2 separate regions of the Homo sapiens genome follow, and region 1 is linked to region 2. Evidence: chromatin contacts called from ENCODE Hi-C or POLR2A ChIA-PET data. All regions are on one chromosome and are shown on one strand. The core of a region is the stretch at or near the end of the contact, and the rest is flanking DNA. Distances in the headings are between cores, read along the strand shown. Region 1 overlaps MEOX1 (mesenchyme homeobox 1). Region 2 has its middle 46 kb from the start of ETV4.

Region 1 (7,310 bases), core at 1,611-4,110, 54 kb before region 2:
GACATGCCAGGCACTGTGCTAGGTGTTAACGCCCGCTATCCAGCTCCTGTTACTTCTCAGCCTGATAAGCACAGCGGGTGTAGCTATTCCTGCTTTGCAAATGAGGAAATTGAAGCTCCAAGAACCTAAAGGACTTGCCCAAGATCCAAAAGCTCTTCCTCGGTGCCTCACTCACCTATGAGTGCTAAGGCCCAGGTTCACCAACAGGTCCTCCGACACGTCTGCATATATAACTTCCCTCCACACAGCTCAAGGCAGGGAGAGAGAAACGGCCCAGCAGAGCCCTGATCATTGAGCTGTGGGAAGGCTGGGGAGGGCTTTGGAACAGAGCACACAGCAAGACCTCAGATCTGACTGAAGGGAGGAACTAGGAGCTGAGACAAGAATACGTGAAGTTGGAAGAGCCTCAGACTTCATCAAGGCTAAGGGTTCTCAATGGAAGAGAGAGTAGGGAGTGTAGGGCATCAAGGCTTATGTTCCAGGAAGGAATTCTGACACCAGCTCCCTGGCAGAAACAGAATCCGGTCCAATCCCATACTTCTACACATGGGGAAACTGAGGCCCACAGAGGAGAGGAAGCCTCCCTAACAAAGTTGTACTATCCTGGGAACAGACCATCTTGGGAAGCATGAGTTAGTTTCTTTTTCTTTTCTTTTTTTTTTTTTTTTTGAGACAGAGTCTTTCTCTGTTGCCCAGGCTGGAGTGCAGTGGTACTCGTGGCTCACTGCAAGCTCCGCCTCCCAGGTTCATGCCATTCTCCTGCCTCAGCCTTCCCAGTAGCTGGGACTACAGGCGCCCGCCACCACGCCTGGCTAATTTTTTGTATTTTTAGTAGAGACGGGGTTTCACCATGTTAGCCAGGATGGTCTCGATCTCCTGACCTTATGATCCGCCCGCCTCGGCCTCCCAAAGTGCTGGGATTACAGGCCTGAGCCACCTGCGCCCCACCCAGCATGAGTTACTTTCATGTGGCAGGGTGCACAGGAACTGTGCCCATGAGCAGGGTGACCGAACAGCTCCCAGAAACGGCATGCAAGTGCTCATAGTGTTTCCATCTTGCTGAATATATTGCAATTTGTAATACTGTTGCAGAACAAAGAGAGCGTAACTTCCACTTCAACTTTCATAGCTTGCTTCCCATACTTCTGGTCCCTTCATCATTTCCAACAGTGGTGAACGTTGATCCCACTCTGGGAAGTTGACAAGGGACAACCGCCCTCCCAGAGCCAATATCCATCCCACCCACCATTAGTAGGTATTGCCCCCAGGTTCACACAGGGAGTTAGCTGAGACCGTCAGTTCCCAACCCAGACTTCTTCTTCCTGTTTCCTCTGCTGGAAATCGGCACTGGAACCCCAGAGGCTAAATCAGGGCAATAAGAGACAGGAGAGGAGAGGTGGCCAGGGATGGGGCATAGCTTGGCTGGCAGTAGTCAGCTGCCCTATTTGCAGAACTGGGGTGGGGGAAGTTATTTGGGGGACATCATGGGGCACCTGTGCACACCTAAGCAGGTCTTGGAGGAGGGTAGATGTGGGTAGCAAACAGGGTGGTGACCCCAGGACCTCTGGAAGGGGTGACAAGCCCAGCTGCCATGGTCCAGCTCCAGGCCCCAACCTGAGCCAGCCAGCCAGGAGATATGGAGAGCCTTGGCTCTAATCAGATGGATCTGGGTTCAAATCTCCCTTCTGTCACCTAAAAGCTGTCAGGCACACTGGGCAATTTCCTGGGCCTGTCTGAGGCTGGCTCTTCTGTATAACAGGATTATTTAGCAAATACTTAGCAAGTACTTTTTCCTCTTCTCTCTAGGAGAATTATGTGCAGAACTGGTTGGGGGCGCGGTAGGGGTCAGTTGTGCCAGGTACAGAAGCAACTATGGCTAGATGCTAGGGTGAGAAAAAGTGTTTCCCTGGGGAGACAGCTATTAATCAAATTATCACACAAACCCATGTTAAGAGTGCTAAAGGGGGTAAGAACAGTATCCACTCATAGGCCGCTGTGTGGTGAGGTTAAAGCCGCAGATGCCTCTGGGCACACACAGAAACCTTCAAGAAGTGCATCTGTTTCTATCCCAGCCCTTCAATGGCATCTCGTGGAGCTGATAAATTGGAGAATATATTTGTCCAGCACTTTTAGATTTTTCTTTTTTTTGAGACGGAGTTTTGCTCTCGTTGCCCAGGCTGGAGAGCAATGGCGCAATCTCGGCTCACCGCAACCTCCGCCTCCCAGGTTCAAACGATTCTCCTGCCTCAGCCTCCCGAGTAGCTGGGATTACAGGCATGAGCCACCACGCCCAGCTAATTTTTTGTTGTTGTTTGTATTTTTAGTAGAGACGGTGTTTCTCCATGTTGGTCAGGCTGGTCGCGAACTCCCGATCTCAGGTGATCCGCCCGCCTCAGCTTCCCAAAGTGCTGGGATTACAGGCGTGAGCCACCTTGCCTGGCCACTTTTAGATTTTAATAGCATGTTGCACACACATATTAACTCGTTCGGTCTTCCAATAACCCTAGGAGGTAGGTGAAATTTCCTCAATTTCTTGATGAGGAGACTGACGCCCAGAGAGGCTAAGTGACTTCCTCAAAGTCTCCAGCATGGAGATTCAGGATTCAAGCCTCTGCGGTCCTCTGGGCTATCCACTCCCCGCAACCGTGGAAAGGAAGGGCTGGGAAACACTAAGCCTCGGGACGGGAGAAGATTGGGAAACCAGTCCCCGACCGCGCCCGTCGTCTAAGCCCGGGTTTCCTGCCTCTCTCCGGGCCCGTGGGCCGGGCTGTGCTCCGGGAAGCCCGTCATCCGCTCGTGACCGACCCTCCCCGGCCCGCTGCCAGGAGGGGGCGCGGCGCTGGCGGCGGCCAAGGCCGGAGGGCTCCTCGGGGACCCCGGCCCGGGGCTGCGCGTCCTTCCCTGCTGCCCACGCTCCCGCTTCCGGAGGGGTCTGGACCTGCCTTCTCCGGCCTGGAGCCAGAGGCCGCCGGGCAGGCAGCCCGCGCCAGGAACTCGGCCCCCTGCCCTGCTCCCCGGGCGCGCCCCGCGGGCGGCCAACCCGGATCGGACGCGGACCCCCGGGCCAGGGTGCCACGACACCCCTGACCCGGGCACCGGGACTATCGGGCCCCTCCCCCGCCTTCTCGAGTTCCCGGAACGGTGGCACCCACTCCCCTTCCATCCCCCGGCGGAGGCCACGGACGCGCAGCGCGAGGTGGGCCAGGCGCCCAAATCACTTTACCGTGCGCCTCCTGCTAGAGAGTCGCCCAGCCCAAGGCAGTGGGGCGCGGAGGCGGAGGACGGGGAAACTGAAATACAAAGGGATTGAGTGGAAAGCAATAGAGGGGGGTGCTGGGAGGGGAACCAGCTAGGCTCAAAGCTCCAAAGTGGATCGCCGGGTTAATGTGGGGTTCCTGCCTCGCCACCCACTCCCAATGCGGCTGCTTAGCCGACTGCATAGGCGGCTTCTCTGCTTTACACTAGGGGGTCTGAATTCCCCAGCCCAGTCCCCCAGGTAGCTTAGACCCGGCCTCTGAAAACAGAAGATCCCTCCTTCCAACACTCCTCGCCGGCAAGGCAGAGATGGGTCTTTCAGGGAGCAGGACGTTGGGCCGCAGGTTTCGGTAAAGCACCTCACTCGGAGCCACAGCCTCCATGTCTATAAAATGAGGAAAATGGACCGGGCGCAGTGGCTCACGCCTGTAATCCCAGCACTTTGGGAGGCCAAGGCGGGCAGATCACGAGGTCAGGAGATCGAGATCATCCTGGCTATCACAGTGAAACGTCGTCTCTACTAAAAATACAAAAAAATTTGCCGGGCGTGGTGGCGGGCGCCTGTAGTCCCAGCTACTCGGGAGGCGGAGGCAGGAGAATGGTGTGAACCCGGGAGGCGGAGCTTGCAGTGAGCCGAGATCGCACCACTGCACTCTAGCCTTGGCGACAGAGCGAGACTCCATCTCAAAAAAAAAAAAAAAAAAAAAAAGATAATTAATGAAGCAAACGTCTTTTAAATGTTAGAGCCCCGGGCTCCTGCAGCCATTCCCTGGCCACGTGGCATGCATTGCGAGTTAATTGTGTAAGTGTGTGGTCTTCTTCCCACCTCCTCTCCACCCACCACCTCCATTCATTAAAGTGAAGGTAGAGCTGCCTCCCACCCGTCTGCTCAAGAGATAACCATTCAGCCCCTTTTATTTGTTCAGGACTTTACCGTTTGTAAGCCCTTCCTAAATTTTTTTTTCAAGACGTAGTCTTGCTCTGTCGCCCAGGCTGGAGTGCAATGGCGTGATCTCCGCTCACTGTAGCCTCCGCCTCCTGGGTTCAAGCGATTCTCCTGCCTCAGCCTCCCAAGTAGTTGGGATTACAGGGGCGTGCCACCGCGCCCAGCTAATTTTTTGTATTTTTAGTAGAGACGGGGGTTTCGCCATGTTGGCCAGGCTGGTCTCGAGCTCCTGACCTCGTGATCCGCCCGCCTTGGCCTCCCAAAGTGCTGGGATGAGCCACCGCGCCTGGCCCCTACATACTTTTCATTTGAACAGTATGTGTGTGTCAAATCGCCTGAATTTAATTCTTGTCTCCCACACCCCCTGGCTGAATAAACTTGGGCAATTTGCTTAACTTCTCTGTGTTCGTTTTCTGGTCCATAAAGTGATACTAATACTAGAACCACTTGGTTGGGCTATTGAGGAATAAGAGGCTAATATATGTCAGGTACAGCACCTGGCACAGAGTGTGTCCCCTGACCCTGTTGGCAGTTATGACTGAGCCCCGCTGAATCTAACATGCAGCCTGCTTCAGAGGGCTCCAGATGGCTTTCCAGACTTGGCCCTCTGGGGCAGATTCTGATTCCGTAGGTAGGTCTGGGGCAGGCCTGAGATCCTTCAGGTCTGAACAGCTCCCTGGTGCTACTGATGCTGCTGGCACCCAGGCACTCCTTTGAGTGGTGAGGTCTTAGAGCAGCGGACTTGACTGTGCACCAGACGCATCTGGAGGGTTTGTAAAAATAGATTGCTGAGTGCCATCCCCAGAGTTTCTGACTTAGTAGGTCTGGAATGAGGCTAGGATTTGCATTTGTAACAAGCTCTCAGGTAATGCTGATGCTGCTGATCTGGGGACCATAGTTTGAGGCTTTGTTTTAGAGCATCTCACCCCTCAAGCTTATGGCCACCAGTAATGTCATGCTGGGGGGTGGGCTGGGGAGTAGAGGTCATTAAACAGCCAAGAGTAGCTTCTTATGCTTTGGGAATAAAAGAAAGTTTGGGGTGGGGGGAGGGTGGGAGGCAGGTACCTGAGATTGGAAACCAAAAATAAAAAATCTTCCCAATTCTAATATGGGTAAGACACCAGAAGGAATAAAAAGGACAGTGTAGCTTTTTTCTCAGCATCCTGTAAAAATAAGGGAGACTGGTAAAGACTGCCTAGTTGCTCAAGGGCAAAAGAAAGGGAATGGAGTCTCCCTCAGCCCATGTCTTCCTGTTTGGGGTCCTCTCTCCCCAGACAACCAGGAGAACAGAGGGAAGCCGGAGGGCAGCAGCAAAGCCCGCAAGGAGAGGACGGCCTTCACCAAGGAGCAGCTGCGAGAGCTGGAGGCAGAGTTTGCCCATCATAACTACCTGACTCGGCTCCGCAGATATGAGATTGCGGTAAACCTGGACCTCTCTGAGCGCCAGGTGCGCCCCCGGTGGGCCCCTCCTCTTCTTTGCTCTCTCATCTCCCTCCCTTCCCTCCTTTCCCACCACCCCTCCCTGGACCTTCTCCTTTTTCTTCCTCCAGCCAGTCCAGCGGTTTTCAACTGTGGCCACACCTGAGAATAGCCTGGGGAGTTTTGGGTTTTTTTGTTTTTTGTTTTTTGAGACGGAGTCTCGTTCTGTCGCCCAGGCTGGAGTGCAGTGGCGCGATCTTACTGTAACCTCCACCTCCTGGGTTCAAGCAATTCTCCTGCCTTAGCCTCCCAAGTAGCTGGGCTACTGGCGTGCGCCACCACGCCCGGCTAATTTTTGTTTTTTTTTTTAGTAGAGGCGGGGTTTCACCATGTTGGCCAGGATGGTCTCAAACTCCTGACCTCAGGTGATCCGCCCGCCTCGGCCTCCCAAAGTGCTGGGATTACAGGCGTGAGCCACTGCGCCCGGCCCCTGGGGAGATTTTAATAGTGCTGATGTCTGGGCTCCACCCCTAGGGATGATTTTAATTGGCCTAGGATGGGATACAGGCCTCAGAATTTTTCAAAGGCCCCCTAGGTGATTCTCACATGCAGCTAGGTTGGGACCTACGGTCTGGCTATTCCCAAATTTGAGTATATGTTGGAATCCCCCAAGGCACTTGTTCAAAATGTGGATTCTGGAGGTCCGGAGAGAGATTTTACCATAATGAGTGGGCCTGAGAATCTGTATTTCTAGTACATTCTCCAGGTGATCTGGATATGCAGCTGGTTCCTGGGCACACTTTGAGAAAAACTTCCCTGGCCCTTTGTTTTGGACTTTCCCTTCAGCCACCCCACACCCCCACACCCATGCTCTGATACGGAATAATAGTAATAATAACCGTAATATTTGATAGCAGATTTCAGTTGACAGAGCACTCTGCCAGAGGGCTGGATATTGAATCAGAAGACTTAGATTCAAATCCTGCCTCTATCACTTTTCCTAGCCCTGGGACCTCTGGGTCTCCATCTGTAAAATGGGATCATAATCCTGCAGGTAATACTCAAGCTCAGATGAGAAAATGTGCTTACCAGAGCTATCTAAACCAAAAAGTGCTCTATAAATGTGCCTAAGGATAAGGCTGATGACCTCTGCTCCCAGACCCTTGGGGAATGGAGGTAGGGGGCAGGGGGACCTGGCACAGGCAGGGCAGGGCATGTGAAGGGGGTGGGGCCAATGCAGAGTGCTTTTAGAACATGTTCCCCCGTCTGGGGCTTTATCCGAAGCCACAAGACAGACCTCTGGGCAGATTGGTATGTCCTCTCTTCGGTCCTAGTTCCTGGGGCCTTTGAGGGAGTAGGGAGTGGTAAGTGATGGTTTCAAGCTGGGGTCCCTGGAGTTACACCCTGGCTAGCCTAAGCATTGACATGGGGAGGAGGTCACACCGGCCCTGGAGTGACCAGGCTCCTTTGCTTCCTCCCCCAGGTCAAAGTGTGGTTCCAGAACCGAAGGATGAAGTGGAAGCGTGTGAAGGGAGGTCAGCCCATCTCCCCCAATGGGCAGGACCCTGAGGATGGGGACTCCACAGCCTCTCCAAGTTCAGAGTGAGATTCTGCATGGAGGAAAAATGACTAAGGACTGAGCCCCCTACCCAACTACCCCCACCCCAATCCCACCTTCACCCTCTTCCTT
Region 2 (7,247 bases), core at 3,178-5,677:
AATTAGCTGGGAATGGTGGTGCGTGCCTGTAGTCCCAGCTACCTGGGTGGCTGAGGTGGAAGAATCACGTGAGTTCAAAGAGGTCGAGGCTGCAGTGAGCCATGATCATGCCACTGCACTCCAGCCTGGGTGACAGAGTGAAACCCTGTCTCAAAAAAAAAGGAAAGAAAACACAGATCCTTATGTGGAAGGTGAAGGAGTAGTTCTCAAGATTATTAAGACTTAGGATGTGTCCTCAAGGAGTTTGTAGTTTGGGCAGGGATTGAGATCTTGCCCTACTGTGTGGCCAGAGCATAAGATGGCAGGAAAGGGGGCTGGGGTCCAGACCTAATTCAAAGGAAAGGCCGGGGTTCTGGTATCCTTTCATCACTTGGCATTTCCAGGTTTCAGAGGAAGAAAATCAAGTTAAAATCCTGATTCCCCATTTCTCCTTCTGGCATCTCTGATTGGCATCCTTTACAAGGATGGAATTTCATGACTTGTGTATTTGTGTACTTGTGAATCAGTGACCCTCTTGTTTTGGACTTTATGGGAGACTTGCGTGGGGAGAGGGAATTGTGCTCATTCACCTGGGGGGGTTGGGGTGATCCCCACTTGTCAAAGGTGTTTGAACCAGAGCAACGCCATCTTGAGTAGCAGCTGGGCAAAATGAGGCTGAGACCTGCTGGGTTGCATTCCCAGGAGGTTAGGCATTCTTAGTCACAGGATGAGACAGAAGATCAGCACAAGATACAGGTCCCAAAGACCTTGCTGATAAAAGAGAATGCAGTAAAGAAGATGGCCAAAACCCACCCAAACCAAGATGGCCACGAAAGTGATCTCTGGTCGTCCTCACTGTTCATTATATGTTAATTATAATACATTAGCATGCTAAAAGACACTCCTACCATCACCATGACAGTTTACAAATACCATGGCACCTTCCGGAAGTTACCCTATATAGTCTAAGAAGGGTAGGGACTTTCAGTTCTGGGAAATCTCTGCCCTTTTCCCAGGAAACTCATGAGTAATCCATCCCTTTTTAGCATATAATAAAGAAATAACTATAGCCGGGTGTGGTGGCTCATGCCTGTAATCCCAGCACTTTGGGAGGCTGAGGCAGGAGGATCACTTGAGGTCAGGAGTTCAAGACCAGCCTGGCCAACATGATGAAAACCTGTCTCTACTAAAAATATAAAAAATTAGCCTGATGTTGTGGCGCACAGCTGTAATCCCAACTACTTGGGAGGCTGAGGCAGGAGAATTGCTAGAAACCAGGAGGCGGAGGTTGCAGTGAGCTGAATTGCACCACTGCACTCCAGCTTGGACAACAGAGCGAGACTCCGTCTCAAAAAAAAAAAAAAAAAACCGGAACAATAAGCATACTCAGTCAAGCAACTCATGCCGCCGCTCTGCCTATGCAGTATCCATTCTTTATTCATTTAGTTTCTTTTTTTTTTTTTTGAGACGGAGTTTTGCTTTTGTTGCTCAGGTTGGAGTGCAATGGCGCGATCTTGGCTCACTGCCACCTCCACCTCCTGGGTTCCAGCGATTCTCCTGCCTCAGTCTCCTGAGTAGCTGGGATTACAGGCGTGAGTCACCACGCCCGGCTAATTTTGTATTTTTAGTAGAGATGGGGTCTCTCCATATTGATCAGGCTGGTCTCGAACTCCTGACCTAAGGTGATCCGCCTCCTCGGCCTCCCAAAGTGCTGGAATTACAGGAGTGAGCCACCACGCCCAGCCCGTTTACTTTCTTAATAAACTTGCTTTCACTTTACTCTATAAACTCGCCCCGAATTCTTTCTTCTGCAAGGTCCAAGAATCCTCTCTTGGGATCTGGATTGGGCCCCCTTTCAGGTAACATACTCATGACCCCAAAAGCCCTGAGAACCAGCCCTCTCACCAGCAGACCTCCTCCCCTCAACTGAGCTCTACAACTAGCAGGTTGGTTCCAAATCCACAATTCATTCAGTCAACAAACCTCCAGTGATCAGCTTCACTGTTTGCCAAGCAGTAGGATAGAGAAATGGAAAAGACAGTCCCAGCCCTCCCAGTGGGAGGGAACAAAAAATAAGCAGGTGGCCGGACAGGTGGCTCACGCCTGTAATCCCAGCAGTTTGGGAGGTCGAGGCGGGTGGATCACTTGAGGTCAGGAGTTTGAGACCAGCCTGGCCAACATGGTGAAACCCCGTCTCTACTAAAAATACAAAAATTAACCGGGTGTGGTGACAGGCACCTGTAATCCCAACTACTCGGGAGGCTGAGGCAGGAGAATTGTTTAAACCCAGGGGCAGAGGTTGCAGTGAGCCAAGATGGCGCCACTGCACTCCAGCCTGGGTGACAGAGTGAGACCCTGTCTCAAACAAAAAAAAAAAAAAGAAAAGAAAAGAAAAAGGCGGGTAATTGCAGCACAGCAGGGTAAGTTCCACCAATGGAGGAAGTGATCACAGGGGGCTGTAGCAGCATCAGTGTCTCCTGAGATCTTGTTAGAAATGCAAATGTGCAAGCCCTACTTCAGACCTATTGATTCTGAAACTGGGAGGGGCCCAGCAATCGGTGTTTTAGCAAACCCTCCATGCGATTCTGATGAGGGCTAATGTTTGAGAATCAATAAGCTGTAGGAACACAGAAGAGAAAGTGGAATTTTTTTTTTGAGACAGAGTCTCCCTCTGTTGCCCAGGCTGGAGTGCAGTTGCAGTGATCTCGGCTCACTGCAAGCTCCGCCTCCCAGGTTCACGCCATTCTCCTGCCTCAGCCTCCTGAGTAGCTAGGACTACAGGCACCCACCACCACGCCTGGCTAATTTTTTTGTATTTTTAGTAGAGATGGGGTTTCATTGTGTTAGCCAGGATGGTCTCGATCTCCTGACCTTGTGATCCACCTACCTCGGCCTCCCAAAGTGCTGGGATTATAGGCGTGAGCCACCCTGCCCGGCTGAAAGTGGTAGTTTTTTTTTTTTGAGATGGAATTTTGCTCTTGTTGCCCAGGCTGGAGTGCAATGGCATGATCTCGGCATACTGCAACCTCTGCCTCCCGGGTTCAAGCAGTTCTCCTGACTCAGCCTCCTGAGTAGCTGGGATCACAGGCGCCTGCCACCATGCCCAGCTACTTTTTTGTATTTTTAGTAGAGATGGGATTTCACCATGTTGGCCAGGCTGGTCTTGAACTCCTGACCTTAGGTGATCCACCAGCCTCGGCCTCCCCAAGCGCTGGGATTACAGGCGCGAGCCACCACGCCCAGCAAGTACTTTTTTTTTAAATTTAATTTTGTTGTTGTTGTTGAGATGGAGTCTCACTCTGTCACCCAGGCTGGAATGCATTGGCGCAATCTCGGCTCACTGCAACCTCCACCTTCTGTGTTCAAGCGATTCTCCTGCCTCGGCCTCCCGAGTAGCTGGGATTACAGGCATGCACCACTGTGCCCAGCTAATTTTTGTATTTTTAGTAAAGATGTGGTTTCACCATGTTGGCCAGACTGGTCTCGAACTCCTGAGCTCAAGTGATCCGCCTGCCTCCGTCTTCCAAAGTACCAAGACTACAGGCATGAGCCACTGCTCCCAGCCAAGAAAACAGTACTTAACCCTGAATGGAGTGATCAGGAAATGCTTCCTGAAGGAAGAAACTCCTGAGGTGAATCTTCCAGAAGGAGCCTGATGAAGAGGTAAAAAGATGCCCCAGGTGAATGAAGCTGTGTATGCAAGAGCACGGAGGGTAAGGAGTTTGCAAAGAACCACAGGGGTGGGTGGTGGGTTGGCAGCCAAGTGGCTAGAGATGGGGAGAGTGGCTGGGAAGAGACATCGGGAATCAGAGATTTCAGTTTCTGAGTGAAGGAAGGCGAGAGAGTGTGGGTGTGCCGTAGACCCCATTGCAGTAAACAGCCTCGCCTAAACCAGGCAGGGCAGATACCCCAGGCCTCCCCTGGGGCCTAGAAGCCTCCCCATCTCACTCTGCAACTCCTCGGGTTAACCAAAGCAGCATGACCTCATGTGTTATGGCTGCAAAGGCGCGGGGGAGGCCATATCCGGTGTTTGTATTGAAATTAATTGGGGGCTCCTTGGATGATGGAGGCTTTGAGGAATGCACAGGCCCCCGCATATGATCCTGTGAACAATGGTGTCACTTCAGACCACCGAGGCCCCCAGCGGCCCGCATCTGCACGTCCACAGCCCTTCTCGATGAAATAATAATCATAGACAGATATGAATATTTACAATACGAAGCAGCAACTTGCGATGGGGAGAACTCAGGCAAGCACCCCAGAGCTATTTTTAGCCTTGGAAACGGAGCCCCATTTTACCAGGGCAGCAGCGTGTCGATCAGGAAAATCAGGAAAATCCCACCGCTCCCCGCCAAGCCCTGATTTATGATGATTCAGAGGGGAGATGCTGCCAGGAATGGGCCGGGGCCAGGAAAATTTCATCTGTCTGGAATCCGACAGGAAAAAAGAGGCCTGGAAATTTCAGAGGAAGCTGGGATCTGCGCCGGTTACAGCGCCTCTGTGTTCGCTCAGCTGGCTCCTGTTAGCCAGTGAAGGGTCCGCTGAGGAAAAGCGTCAGGCCAGGTTTTTCCATCATTCCAGAACCTTGAGCCTGATCCCCAGGCAGCCGCTGCTCCTGCGACCTCCGACCCCAAACAACAGGAGCCTTCACCAGGTTTCCCCCAGCCCCCCAGCCCTAGGCTATATCTTAAATCAACATCTTTGTTTTTTTGTCTTTTCCCTTACCACAAAAAATGATAGCAAAGTGATTCTATCTTTTTAGCTATTTGTTTAACCAGACATTTAGCACACTTAAGAAGCAGGGTTCAATATGAAAACCAATTAATGCAATTTAGTTTTAATTTCCTCCCCTGAAATGGCCCAGCTCTCCCAAGGTGGCCTTCTCACCCTCCTCTCTGGTGCTGGGGCACCAGGAACCCCTAGCCTCCAAACCTGATGCTACAAGCTCTAAAATGAGGCCAGAGATTAGGATTTTGCTCAAAATCTTGCTGGCAGATCCTAAAGGGGCAAACAAGATGGTGATGGAGTTCAGGACATGCTACCCCAAAATACAGCACCTCGGCAAAAGCAGCAGAAGGAGGAAGATCTCTCTGACTTGCTGCTACTATTCTCCCCTGAAGCAGATCATGAAAGAATTTTCTGTCTTTCTTCTAAAGTAGGTCATAAGACCCTCATTCCAGAGGGGTCCTCCCTATATCCAGAGGAAAGGAATGAAGAAGCAGAGAAGAATCTGAAGAAACAGGCCTTGCTAAGCTCCCCCAAGTTGATTACTATTAGATCATACCCCCTTTCTTCCATCATATTTCTTCTTCTTTTTTTTTTTTGAGATGGAGTCTCGCTCTGTCTCCCAGGCTGGAGTGCAGTAGTGTGTTCTCCGCTCACTGCAACCTCTACCTCCTGGGTTCCAGCAATTCTCCTGTCTCAGCCTCCCGAGTAGCTGGGATTACAGGCGTGCGCTACCATGCCCAGCTAATTGTTTGTATTTTTAGTAGAGACGGGGTTTCATCCTGTTGGCCAGGCTGGTGTTGAACTCCTGACCTCAAGTGATCCACCCGCCTCGGCCTCCCAAAGTGCTGGGATTACAGGCGTGAGCCACCACGCCTGGCCTCGTCCATCATGTTTCTACACAACGCTCTACTCCTCATTAAACCTAAGCATAAAATATACACAGTATTCCCTATTTCCCTGGGTCTTCATCTCCCATGTCACGGAAACTTATTATATAAATGTGTATGCTTTTCTCTTGTTAATCTATCTTTTGTTATAGGGATCTCAAGCCATGAACTTTGTGACAGATAAGGAAAAGATATATGCCTAGAAGTGGAAATTAAAAGTTTTTTTTAAATAAAAGTAATAGATATTACTCTTTCCCCCCTACAATGGCATCCTTTCCATCCATTCATTCCTTCATTCATTTACTTAATGCCTATTTTGTGCCAGAGTCTGTACTGGGGGTAGGGGGATGGTTTTCGGGGGGATACAAAATGGACATCGCCTGCCTTCAAGGAGCTCACAGTTTGGTGGGGGACACAGACCTGTAAATAGGTTTAACTATGGTGCAGAGGAACAAATGGGGTAACAGCTAAGCAGAGAGGAGTCAGGAAGCACGGAGAAGACTCTTGGGGCTGGCTCAGAGGCAGACGAGAGGAGAAAACGTATCAAAGGAAAGGGACTGTGTGTATAAAGACAGAAGCAGGAAAGAAAGGGGACACACTTACCCCACAACATGAGGAGTCTGGTGTGACTGCAGCGTAGGATCCACGGGCAGCTGGTCCGACTCAGGGAGGCAATTTGTTCTGTTAAAGAAAAAATTATTCTTTTTTTTTGAGACAGAGTCTCACTCTGTCACCCAGGCTAGAGTCCAGTGGCACCGTGTTGGCTCACTGCAACCTCCGTCTCCTGGGTTCAAGCAATTCTCCTGCCTCAGCCTCCCGAGTAGCTGGGATTACAGGCATCCACCACCACCCCCGGCTAGTTTATATATATATGTATATATAAACTATATATATAAAAACTATATATATAAACCATATATATAAACTATAAACTATATATATAAACCATATATATAAACTATATATATATATATGGTTTTTTTTTTTTTTTGAGACAGAGTCTCACACTCTCACCCAGGCTGGAGTGCAATGGCGCGATCTCGGCTCACTGCAAGCTCCGCCTCCTGGGTTCACGCCATTCTCCTGCCTCAGCCTCCTGAGTAGCTGGGACTACAGGCGCCCGCCACCACACCAGGCTAATTTTTTGTATTTTTAGTAGAGACGGGGTTTCACCATGTTAGCCAGGATGGTCTCGATCTTCTGACCTTGTGATCCTCCTGCCTCAGCCTCCCAAAGTGCTGGGCTTACAGGCACGAACCACCACGCCCGCCTTTAGTTTTTATATTTTTAGTAGAGATGGGTTTTCACCATGTTGGGCAGGCTGGTCTCAAACTCCTGACCTCAGCTGATCCACCCGCCTCAGCCTCCCAAAGTGCTGGGATTGCAAGCATGAACCACCGTGCCCGGCTGAGAAAAAATTATTCTTAACACTTATTAAAGACAGTAAGGAAGATCTTATTTAAGGGGGGCGGGGCTGCTACACTGGGGTTTGGCAATAGGGAAAAGCGATCAAAGACAACAAGGACAAGTGGAGATTTATAGCCAAGGAACAGGGTGGGGTCAGTGGATGGAAAATCACTAAGGAGAAGCATTCAGGCCAGGGGATTCCTGCTGAAGGCAGGCCAGGGTGATGCGATATCAAGGGTGGAGGAT

Evidence for each region. A loop is a pair of places that touch in the nucleus more often than their neighbours do. ChIA-PET counts read pairs that join two places held with the same protein, here RNA polymerase II (POLR2A). Pooled maps may share reads with other maps.
Region 1: a map of heart left ventricle shows a loop between it and region 2 (4-fold over the local background). The contact joins two enhancer-like sites. A Hi-C loop is called at or near these places in 23 of 168 maps with a recorded cell type or tissue (CD14-positive monocyte, HepG2, Right ventricle myocardium inferior and 6 more) and 16 of 50 pooled maps. POLR2A ChIA-PET finds 5 or more read pairs at or near these places in 12 of 52 experiments (A549, BJ, Caco-2 and 9 more).

What each region holds. Positions count from the first base shown.
Region 1 is chr17:43,641,826-43,649,135 of GRCh38, reverse strand. It overlaps MEOX1 (mesenchyme homeobox 1), which reads left to right. Exons shown (of 3, transcript NM_004527.4): 2 at 5,476-5,648; 3 at 7,104-7,310. The coding sequence ends at 7,226. Among named protein-coding and RNA genes, the nearest start is that of MEOX1, 16 kb to the left of the region's middle. Within about 2 kb of position 2,860, at least 24 of the 41 ENCODE cell types and tissues checked have a DNase peak (open chromatin) inside an H3K27ac peak, as active enhancers do; they include gastrocnemius medialis, heart left ventricle, heart right ventricle and 1 more, where a contact is called at or near this core.
Region 2 is chr17:43,589,116-43,596,362 of GRCh38, reverse strand. No RefSeq gene overlaps it. Among named protein-coding and RNA genes, the nearest start is that of ETV4, 46 kb to the right of the region's middle. RefSeq lists an enhancer at 3,681-4,180. Within about 2 kb of position 4,427, at least 21 of the 41 ENCODE cell types and tissues checked have a DNase peak (open chromatin) inside an H3K27ac peak, as active enhancers do; they include gastrocnemius medialis, heart left ventricle, heart right ventricle and 1 more, where a contact is called at or near this core.